Linked DNA regions of Homo sapiens: region 1 is linked to region 2. Evidence: chromatin loops called from intact Hi-C (ENCODE). Cell type or tissue: heart right ventricle. All regions are shown on one strand. Each heading gives the region's core, and the rest is flanking DNA. Links, peaks and the distances in the headings are about the cores only. Region 1 overlaps ISM1 (isthmin 1). Region 2 holds the start of LOC124904872 (a long non-coding RNA gene).

Region 1 (5,384 bases), core at 241-5,240, 61 kb after region 2:
TTTTTTTTTCTCCAAACTGCTGCTCAGATCCAAACAAAATAGACTTGTTGCCTGGCCAGGCAATGAGTAGCAAAATACAAATTTACTCCAAAAGCTATATCGATGACTAAATCTCAACACTTAGAGGTTTATTTTTCCCCTTAATTGCTAGCCACTGCCTCAACTGAACTAAAACAAAAACAAAACACAAAACAACAAATCTTAGGATCCACCGCACCCTTCCCTACAGTTAACAAAGTGAAAACCTCATGCTGATATCAAAAGAAGAAATCTAATCTTGAGCCTGAGGTTTCATAGGCATCCAATTAAAAAGACTTAATGAGTGTGATCAATGACTTCTCCAATGGCGAGGGCTCGTTTTATGTTTCCTATTGCTCTCATTCTATTTACATGCTTTTTAGCATCAAAGAATCCGTTGATAAAGATGTCTTGAACAATGATCAATGTGATGAACTGTAGGTGTGGAGTGAGCACAGATTTCCAAACTGACAAAGTCTCTAGATCTTACCGTCCTTTCTCATCCTTAACACACATAATTGAAGTGTCTTAGTATATTTTTTTCTTCTGGACTTTTTCACACTCAAGTCATGATGATAAAAGAAAGGGAACTCTTTCAAAAGCCTCAAGTTCAATTTCTGGCACAATCTCCCCAGCTCCAAGAAAGAGAGTCCAAAAGAAGTGCCCATTTCGATAATTCTGTCTTAGGAAACGAGGAAAAGTTCCAATGCACCTTGATCAGCTTTCCTTCTCTTGAAAATTAATACATTGACTAGAAGCAAACTCTTGATTCTTGCTCGGAAATGCACTTCCCATAGGGAAACCCACACCATTCTCAGTCTAGGTGATAATAAACCAACGCCACTGAGAATACAGAGGCCATGCTCTTCAAACTCAGGAAAGCCTTCTTGCTTGTTGGTCCTCTAAGCCTTGTGAGCTGTGGAAACTGGTGGGAGTGGGCAGGTATTTTCCAGAGAGGAAAAGGATTTCCTCAGGAGCACAGAGCATTGAAGGACCTGTCTCCAACAAGGGTTTTAAATCCAGATTATTCTACCCCTTCTTCCTCGATAACTGCCATGGAAAGAACACAAAATGGACTAGGAAGATATCTAATTCCCTCTTCTCACACCTGCTGATGCTCTAAGAACAAGGGTGGCAACCCCAGCTAACTGTAGTTACTGCTTTGAGACTTGCAGCACGCCAATCTAGGCATTACTGTCCCTTCTACACAACTTAGACTCAATTTTCAGGGACGGAAACTGGCTTGGAGAATTCAAGGTCCCGAGGTAAACAGCAAGGAAGATGTAGTGTTGGTCTCTGAACCAGTTCTTCTGATTCCCAATTAATTTTTTGTACATTTCCTTTGTCATCTTCATCTCCAATATCATCACCAACGAGCATCTATCCGTTCTAGGAAGCTTATCCTATACTGGGCCCTGTGCTAAGCACTTCATATGGATGATCTCATTGAATCCTCACAGATAATCACACTTATATATAGTATTATACTACATAGCTGCTCATATGTAGTATTGTCATTCCAATTTTATAGACAAGGAAACTGAGGCACAAAGACATCCAGTAACCCGCATGGGGCTACGGAGGTCAAGTCTGGCTGACTAAATGGTGGTGCCTGATCCCAAACACAAGCCAATCTGCCTCCATATATTGGCAGCAGTACCCCATGAGAATCTGAGCCGAACAGGCTTGTCTCTATAGGGGCATGGGTCCATGTCTTGGGCAGAGAAATTTCTTGATTCTTATCCAGCCAGACCTGCCATTCCTCTAAAAGTATTTTAGAGAAAAAGGAGGAGGCAAAATCAAAAGTAGAAGCACGTACAACTGTAACCCTGGCCAACTCATCTGATTGTATCTTGTGGCGCTCAAGAGGCCTGTGGCCATGTTAATATGTCTGTGCAAGGAAAAAAAGGCCTTTACATGACTATTTTTAAGTCCGTCTTAATGGGAGAAAAGAAATAAATATATGGGTTGAAATGAATACTAATCTCAACTTGATCCAGAAAAGAGAATATTTTGGTTGTGAATAGCTAGTGTAGTAATGAACCAATGTAGTAAGCCTAACAGTGCATTTATTTCAGAGATTTTTGTCTCTGATATCTGACTATCAGCTGCAGACTGAAAACCCAGCCAAGGATACCAAAGTCTAACTTGTTCTGGGGGATTTACTTTCTTTCCTGAATGATTTTTGTTTTTGATAAAACCCAACCTCTTATATTGTTTTAAATTTCATATGGAGACTCAGTTTAGTAGTCTGAGACCATTTTTGTTCTATTTTGCGCATTTTCTTCCCCTCCTCACTTCCACAGCTTGAAGCCAGTCTTAAAATAGAATTGTCTGATTCACTTGGGACCGAGGCTGCCTGACTTCTGGGAGTTAAAATGCTCTGCAGAAGCAGGTGTTGGGGCTTTTAGAAGGATTTCCTATCCTGAAAGTCAAGAGGCCCGGGGGCCGGGCGCGGGGGGGGCGGGGAGTGGAGAGGGGGCGGGACGTGGACTCTTGCATGGGCTTAGCGATGTCACTTTGGAAAGGTGCAGGCTGTTTCCTTAGCCCTGGAGCGTGGGAAACACTTCCAGAGCCTGAAGGGGTGGGGAGGTGCGGAGGGGAAGGCGGGTATCAAGTTCCCATTCAGCTCCCAGGCTCCAGCTAGGGAGAACCAGATGGGGGCAAAGGCAGGTTGCCAGGGGAAGGGGCAGATGAGGCCAGGAGCCCTGGCAGCGGAAGCTGACCTACTGAAGGGCCCCTCACCTGACTTCACTCTGCTACCCAGGGAGAGGGAATGCTTTGACGGGGCCGGCAGGGACCGTCAGGGACCAGCAGGGCTGTCTGCTGGGCTGAATCGGCCCTGTGTCAAACCAGTGGATTTCAACAAAAGAACAGTGCTCTGAGGAAGGGGTGAGGGCTGCCAACACGGAAACCATCACCTCCTTGTAGAAAGCACCTCATGTTTTAAAGGACCACCAGGGAACTGGTTTACACAAGTGCAGTGGTGCATGGGGCTGCAGCAGCTAGTGCTGTGTGGTGTGTGGGTGTGTTTGTGTGCATGCACATGCACACATACACACACACACACACACAATTACACGCCAACAGAAGGCGGGGGCTCCCAGGGGTAGCAGTTGTTTTATTCTTTCTTTGAACATCTTTCTGAGTGACCAATACTAACATTTTGTGGTCTTCCACAAACAGAAGGCCAGAAACGCACCACAATTTTATTTTCTTCAGGGCCAAAACGTCATCAGATCAATAAAATGCTGGCCACCCTCCACCCCTCTGTATTGCTCACAGAAAATTAACCGATAGGGATTGTATAGAGCAGAAATAGAATAACTTGACTGGGCAGTAGGCAAAAATGTATTGTTGGCTTACTCTTTTTGATTTGTTGACTTTGACAGTAGCTAGGCTGGAGCCGCATTAATTTTTAATCCATTTGGCCAATAACATTCACATCTGGAGCTATGGTAAACCTTTATTCTTGGGAGTTACGGTGATCTTTGCTGTACAAAGGGTAACTGGGGTTCCCAGCTCTGGGAGTCCCAACTGCCTTTCAGCCTTTACGCTATAGCTTTTCCCTAATATTTAAGTAATATTTTTAAAAGACAGGTCAGTTGCAGTGACTCATGTCTATAATCCCCGCATTTTGAGAGGCTGAGGCAGGAAAATTACTTGAGGCCAGGAGTTTGAGACCAGCCTGGGCAACACAGTGAGGCCTGGTCTCTTCAAAAAATAAAAAAGATTAGCTAGGCATGGTGGCTCACACCTGTAGTCCCAGCTACTCAGGAGGCTGAGGTAGGAGGATCACTTGAGCCCAGGAGTTCAAGGCCTCAACAAGCCATGATTGCACAACTGTACCGTAGCATAGGTGACAAAGAAAGACCTTGTCAAAATAAAATAAAATAAAATAAAATAAAATAAAATAAAAAAGACCCAAGTGAGGTCTAGGTAGGGAATGGGAATTTTCAGACAGATGGATTTATCTAGAAGACAGAAAGGGGATCCCAAGAAGTTCTGTCTGAAATTGGGTTCAAGCACAAAGCAGCCAATAACTTTCCAATGAAGGAACAGTCCCCGGCAGCCTTCCGTTCTCCCGCATCCAGGCATTTTCCTATGACTTTGCGTTAGTAATTCTTAAATCAATTACACTGATATTATAGCTCAGTCCTCAGCATTATGCCCCAAGTGACATTCCCACCTCTGGGAAAAAGCGCTAGCCACAGCAGGCTTCAGATTGTTTTGGGCATGGCCTAAACACCCTTGGGATGAGAACTGCCTGATTCTGGAACCAGAACATCTATAAACACATGGATGAGCCATGATAGGAAACAAGGTTGAGCAACGGTATGAAGTCAGTGCCTTCCTTGCCAATCTGCACCTATTCCAAAGGGTTCCATTGCTCTTTATCACACCACGTGGCCAGTCCCTGGAGAGGGGCCATTGGAGCCAAAGGCCTGTTTTTCCAATTTATCAATTAAAACAATACAAGACTCACCAGAAATTTTAACTGGGGCTTGTAGTGATTTCTGTGCATGGGTTGTCAAAGAGTGACCTCCAAAATATTTGTCACTCTGTGCCATCAATAGAGCCTGTCCGACTTCTTTCCACCTATTGAGATCCACCCCCTTGGGACACAGTGCTTTTCCTCCTCTGTCTTCATGATCCCTCCAGCACTGTTTTATGTGGTAGCTGGGATCTTCACACAGATCTAATTTATTGGAGGGAACAGGTCTTACATTTTTCAATTTCCTATAACCTAATGCAGCATTTTATATACAGCGGGGGTTGGTATTCCAAGTGTTCTCAGTGAGATTTGCGTGCTCCCATGATGCTGGTGTTAAGAGCAAAACAACTCAGGTCAACGAAACCTGATCTAAAACCGTATCATGCAGAGGGTGTTAGTCTGTGGAGAGAGAGGCAGTTAATGAAGGATCAATTGGTCTGAGTCCAAGTTCAGGAACTTTCTGCTATGTAAGCAAATTGGCATTTGGTCCAGAGAGGAAAAAGTACAGAAAAGGTGCACCTATACAAATAGAAAGAATTGGAAGCAAAGCTTACAAGTATGGGCTGGCTGTGGTGGCTCATACTTGTAATCCCAGCACTTTGGCAGGCTGAGGCAGGGGGATCGCTTGAGCCCAGGAGTTTGAGCCCAGCCTGAGCGATATGGCAAAACCCTGTTTCTACAAAAAATTAAAAAATGAGCTGGATGTGGGGGCACACACTTGAAGTTCCAGCTACTCGGGAGGCTGAGGTGGGAGGATCGCTTGAGCCTGGGAGGTAGGGGCTGCATGCAGTAAGCTATGATCGTGCCATTGTATTCTAACCTGGGTGACTGAGTGAGGCCATCTTTAAAAAAAATATGGAAGCAGGCATAT
Region 2 (5,384 bases), core at 250-5,249:
AAAATTGCTGTCCCACTCAAGAACTGTCAAAGGTAATTGTGTTGCACAAAAGTTACCAAGAAGCATGAAATAATATGGTTACCACCTGGTGACCAAGTTAATAGAACCTGTCTGATGAACCGCCAAGCCTGCCACATGTGAATTCCCCAGTTTCTGTCTGAAAGCCACGACAGCATAAATTGGTGAGGAAGGTGTGGATCAGGGGCCTCTTAGTGGCAATTTACCATACAAATCCCCATGTAAAGGGCAGTTGTCAGGTCACCATATCCAGTGAGGTCTGAGATTTGGGGGTGGCAGTGAGGGGGAAGGTGTCAGGGAAGAATAAAATGCTTTGGGAATGAGGAGCTGTGTGAAGCAAGTAGCAGTGCTTACTTCAAAGGGCAAGGTCTAGACTTGGCTCTTCTCATAGCTGGCAATGACCTCGGCGTCTAAAAAACTGAAAATCAGAGACTCACAAGATGGGAGGGGCTTAGAGAGTCTGTCTGGGTCTCCCCACCTTGTTGCCTCTGGTCAAAACTGTGTCCTTCCAGGTGAGCCAGAATATTCCTCTTAAAATTCCCCAGAGAAGGAAATCCTCCTCGTTCCTGGAAGCCATTTTCAGGGTCTCAAACCCCACTTGAGATGGTTTTGCTTTAACTTGAGGTTACAAAACCCCAGAATCCCTCTGAATTCTGGTGCCTCTATTCATACATCAAAAACATCGAACCTGGAAATCTTCTCATGGATTCCCTTGGAAACATCTAGTCCTATCTGAAACTGTTTTATTTCATCAGAAATCATTGCTGGCTGGATGCCTGATGCCAGCATTCAAATCCAGTAGACAGAGTGTGGCTCAGAAGAGACTCATTGAAACTGGGAATCCCCCAACTGGGAGGCCCAGGGTTCACACTGGAACCATTCTGGTGTAGTTATACATCAACCAATGTTAGGAGTACCTGCTCTTTTTATCTTTAGTGATACTCATAGTTGAGATTTTTGAGATACAAAAAAAAAATCTCACTTTTTAGGCAGAAAACATTGACATCAGGGCTGGGTACATAATTTGTAGAGCCCAATGCAAAATAAATACTTAAAAGTCTTTTTTACAAAGAACAGGAAAAAAGCTTTTTCCTTTCTAGGATGGTCTCTCTCAAACTTTCATGATGTGTCTAATTTCCTAGTTAATGTTATACTGCCTCAGGCTCTGGCATACTTGAGGGGTGAGTGTAGACCTTCATAGGCATCAGAGTCCTGACTTGCAGCTAAGTGTGTAGGATGTGCTGGCCCAACCTCAATTCTTCCACTGCGGGCACAGGGCAGCAGTGATCTCTGGGTGGCGTTAGGGGAGGAGGTAGCCAAGAACCCATCCCTGGGAGATAAGAGGAGGCAGGGGGCAGGACGGGGCATGAGCCAAGACTGCTCAGGGCATGCACTACTGTGCTATTGGTCTTTACTTACAAAACAAATTCAAAGATAAAAGTATTAAGAATTTCAAAATGGCAGCCACACCATTAAAGCCAAGTGTGAGGCCCCCTTCTGAATGCGGGGCCCTATGTGATGTCAGTGGTAGCACACCCAGGAAGCAGCCCTGGTTGAAACTCATTCTCCTTTGGGCCCCCTGGAAACTTACTGTTATTGAGAAGCCTTTTGGATTTGTATTCTTTTCTATGTAATGTGTTTTTTTCCTTCCTGGAAGCGTTTAAGATCTTCTTTTTAACTGTGTTCTGAGATTTCTCAGTGATGCACCTTGGTGTAAATTTTTCATCTTTTATTGTCTTAGACTCTCAGAGAACTCTTTCAGTTTGGAAATTTATTCTTTTAGTTCCGGGAAAATTTTCTTGCATGAGTTCTTTGACAATTTTCTCTCCTCTCTCTGTTTGTCTCCCTGTTCTGTCTGCCTCCAACTTCTCTTGGAGGTGGTTGGATTGATCCTCTAATTTGTTTTCCTTAGTTTCTTTTTGCTTTTGCTGTTTGCCTCTTCTCTCTGGACATTTTTTCAACCTTGTCAACTTTCTATTACATTTAAAAGTATTTCAGTAATTATATTTTTTTATTTTCAAGAGCTCTTTTTTTTTCCTCTGTGTTCATTACTCACAACAGCATGATACAATATCTTTTCTTATCTGAGAACATGAATACTATTTTTAACATTTTTTATTAATTCCTACATTTACTCTTTTTTTCTTTTTGATTTCATTCATTCATGCTGGAGACTCTGCAGATCGCTGGTGGTATGTTTATATTCAAGAGTAAGACACTATGATTGGGTACTCTAAAATCACGGATGGGGCTTTTCTCCAAACTTCATCATAGGGTTATCAGGAAGTAAATGTCATTATCTATAGGCCTTTTCTTTGTACTATTTGGAGAGAAATCTAAATCTCCTGCCAGGGTGTGTGTTTGTGTGTGTGTGTGTGTGTGTGTGTGTGTGTGTGTGTGCATAGGTGAGGGGAGAGTTCTGGAAGGAGCATAGGGAAGGGAATGGGGGGTGTCCATAGTAGACTTTTACTTCACCTTTGCTTTATCTATGCTCTTCTCTGGTCATGCTCCCCAAATACATTTACTCCAAAGAATAAACCTTCAACTTTCTTCCAGGAAGCTGGTAAAGAGTTGTGTGGATGCACACAATGAGAGAGGAGACTTAATGGGCTCAGCTGTGCTGTGGTAGACTTTCAACAAATGTCTTTTTCCACAGTGGGCCTTGCTCTCATCTTCCTCTTGAAATACTCACTGCTTATAAGCACTGAGCAATTTAGAGCTCCTGCAGAGTGAAGCTGCTCTGTTCTTGCTTGTCTGAAAGCATTTGGTTTTCCCTTTGCTTTATTCTGCCAAGGTAATTACCATTCTTCCATCCATTTCTCACCTTCCAAAAATGTGTTGAAAACATTTATGACAAATGGTCTCTCATTCTTTTTGACCTTGTCTATGAATTTGTTTCTTAAAATTATTTGACTGTCATTTTAATGAGATTTGGGTAGGAAGAAGAAATAGTCACAGTCAATTCTACTTTTAACCAGAAGTTTCCTTTAGAAATTTTAATCTTTTTTGGATACTAGACCCATGTGCTTTAGTCTTAGGCAAATCCTTGTTTTTCACTAAGTGAAATAGTAAGCAGTCTAGAAAAATAGTAAATTTCAGTCTATTTCTCATAGCCTATGTGTACTTATTTAAATATAATACTAATAATCTTGGTTATTTAGTATCCAAGCTTTTAGTAGACTAGAAGCAGAATTTTAGTAGAAAGTTAGATGTAGATGCTACTAGAGTCATATACCTTGATAGCGTTAAGAAGAGATAGTTGGCAGACCAAAAGAGAAAGGTGACAGAATAACCAGTTAAAAGAACACATTAAATAGTACAACAGTTTCTATACTACGACAGTTTCAAACAGTCCTACACATTTCAAAATGCATTATTGCATTAAAGTGTAATTCAGGTGCCATCTTCCCTTACCAAGCCTTCTACAGCTCCCTGTGGTTTGTAGATATTAGTTCCACTCTCTCTCACTGTTCTATATATTGCCAAATATATGACCTGTGGTTCTAGTGAAACACCCTGCTCTATTTCACACCCATGGATTTCTGCCTCAAACCTGTGACTTCCATAGCTTGGCACACCCTTTCTTACCATCACAGGTTATCCTTCAAGACCCACTCAAATTCCCATGATGTACTCTCCCTCCCCCATCCTTACGTGTTCCCATGGTACTTGTTTAGGTTTATATAATGGAACTTGCTGTGTTCTGCCAGGAATTTTGAAATTATGCATCTGCCTTTCCTCTCCAGTTGGGATCATAAACACTGAATAGCATTGCCATTTCTCTTGGCATAATGCCTCCCTGTGAGTGCTCCCTGAGTAAATACGTGTTGAATCCAGTTGGAAGTATCATAATTGATGTTTAACCTGACAATCTTTAGTCTTCAACGAAAGGCTAAATTGGATACTGTTGAGGAGGAAAGTAAGTGTGTGATGCATTTTAAAAGATTCAAAAATAAAAAAGTAATAAAAACGAAGCAAGAAATACTTTTTATGTTGTGTAAAGGGCATGTTACATTTAACTCATTATAATATGTACTTTTTTGTTGATAGAACAACGAGGCATTATTTTTCACATGAACAACAACCCCATTGTGGCACCAAGCTGTTTAAGTTTGAACATCGTAGCTTAGGTATGAAACATCAACTATATCATTTTAAAAGAAGGCAGTGTAAAGAGTTTGTGGCAGGTGGAAAAAACGTGAATATTTTTATTTAAATATGCTTTGGAGAGAGCAGCTCTGTGTTCCTTGACATAACTGACCTTTCCCTAAAATATTTGGGCTCAAATCTCATCTTGCTCTTGACTGATGTTGCAATTTCTAAGGTGCCTTTATCTTTGTTCTGGATTGATCTTTAATCAGGTATGACTTCTGACACATTTGCTTTAAATTTCTCTCTCCTCCCCTGTCAAGTAGTTAATGATCTCAAAATGTCACACTTGATTCCACAGATTTCCCAGGGAGTCAAGTGTGGGTAGAATAACAAAACAAATGAAAAGTGCAGAATCACTTTATTGTTACTTTCTCCACGTACATGCCAGGCTGGCTGCATGGGCATGTGATCCATGGGCAGTGGCACAGGGACCATGCTCAGAAGGGCCCCACACTTGGTGGGATGTTCTGCTGTTAATAATTTTAAGTTGTATTGTGTAAGTGAAGTCTGATGGAGCCACGGAGCATGCACATAAGCAGAAGAGTTCTGTACAAAATGTGAATTTGTGTGTCTGCTCTCCTTTGCTGCACATTTGCGTATAGTGTTATGATGGCCCATGAGCACGGAATTCTGGCGATGCACAGGAGTTCAGGAAGACTCGAAGCATGTTATACCCACAACATACAAATCAAGCAACAGCCCTGACAGCCCCAAAGGCCAAACTTTCCGTTCACACCAGAATTTGCTTTGAATGCAGAAAGAAGAAAATGGCATTGAATGAATCATGAATGAACAAAAAACCTTATCATAGCCTATGTTAGCCAACCACATATGCTGAAAATGACATAGAGTGGAAAAGGTAGGATAATCTATATTTTCTTTTCTTTTCAGTCCTTCCTTATTCATCACTAATCCCCAGTTAGGGAATGTTGGTAGAAGTTGAGTATATGAATAAGTAAAACAAAAACAGTCAAGTTAGTTTTGTGCAGCATTTTCATTGGTCTGGTAAGAATTAAATACATACACATGTATGAGCTATAGATCCAAATTTTTTAATTTTGGTGATTCTTCACACACATTAAAAGCTCTTTATTTGCATTTAAAACTGGCATTGCACAATATAAAGATGAATGATAAAATTCATGCTAAGAACTTAAAATTATAATTTAAGTTTACTTAGAGCAACATTAAATAGCAAATAAACAACATGATGA

Evidence for each region. Hi-C counts contacts between places; a loop is a spot of excess contacts. Peaks named below come from ENCODE experiments on the same cell type or tissue, not always from the same donor. Only the 100,000 strongest peaks of a DNase experiment are listed, where the experiment ranks them.
Region 1: it touches region 2 in a loop (3-fold over the local background); 2 of 110 quality-filtered maps call a loop at or near these places.

What each region holds. Positions count from the first base shown.
Region 1 is chr20:13,271,769-13,277,152 of GRCh38, reverse strand. All of the region lies in intron 2 of ISM1 (isthmin 1), which reads right to left. It also overlaps a transcript of TASP1 not described here. Among named protein-coding and RNA genes, the nearest start is that of ISM1-AS1, 35 kb to the right of the region's middle. In heart right ventricle, for the core only: no CTCF peak of the experiment used is centred there; no DNase peak of the experiment used is centred there; H3K27ac peaks cover 2,668 bases.
Region 2 is chr20:13,332,359-13,337,742 of GRCh38, reverse strand. LOC124904872 (a long non-coding RNA gene) reads right to left here and starts at 2. Exons shown (of 3, transcript XR_007067535.1): 1 at 1-2. It also overlaps a transcript of TASP1 not described here. In heart right ventricle, for the core only: no CTCF peak of the experiment used is centred there; no DNase peak of the experiment used is centred there.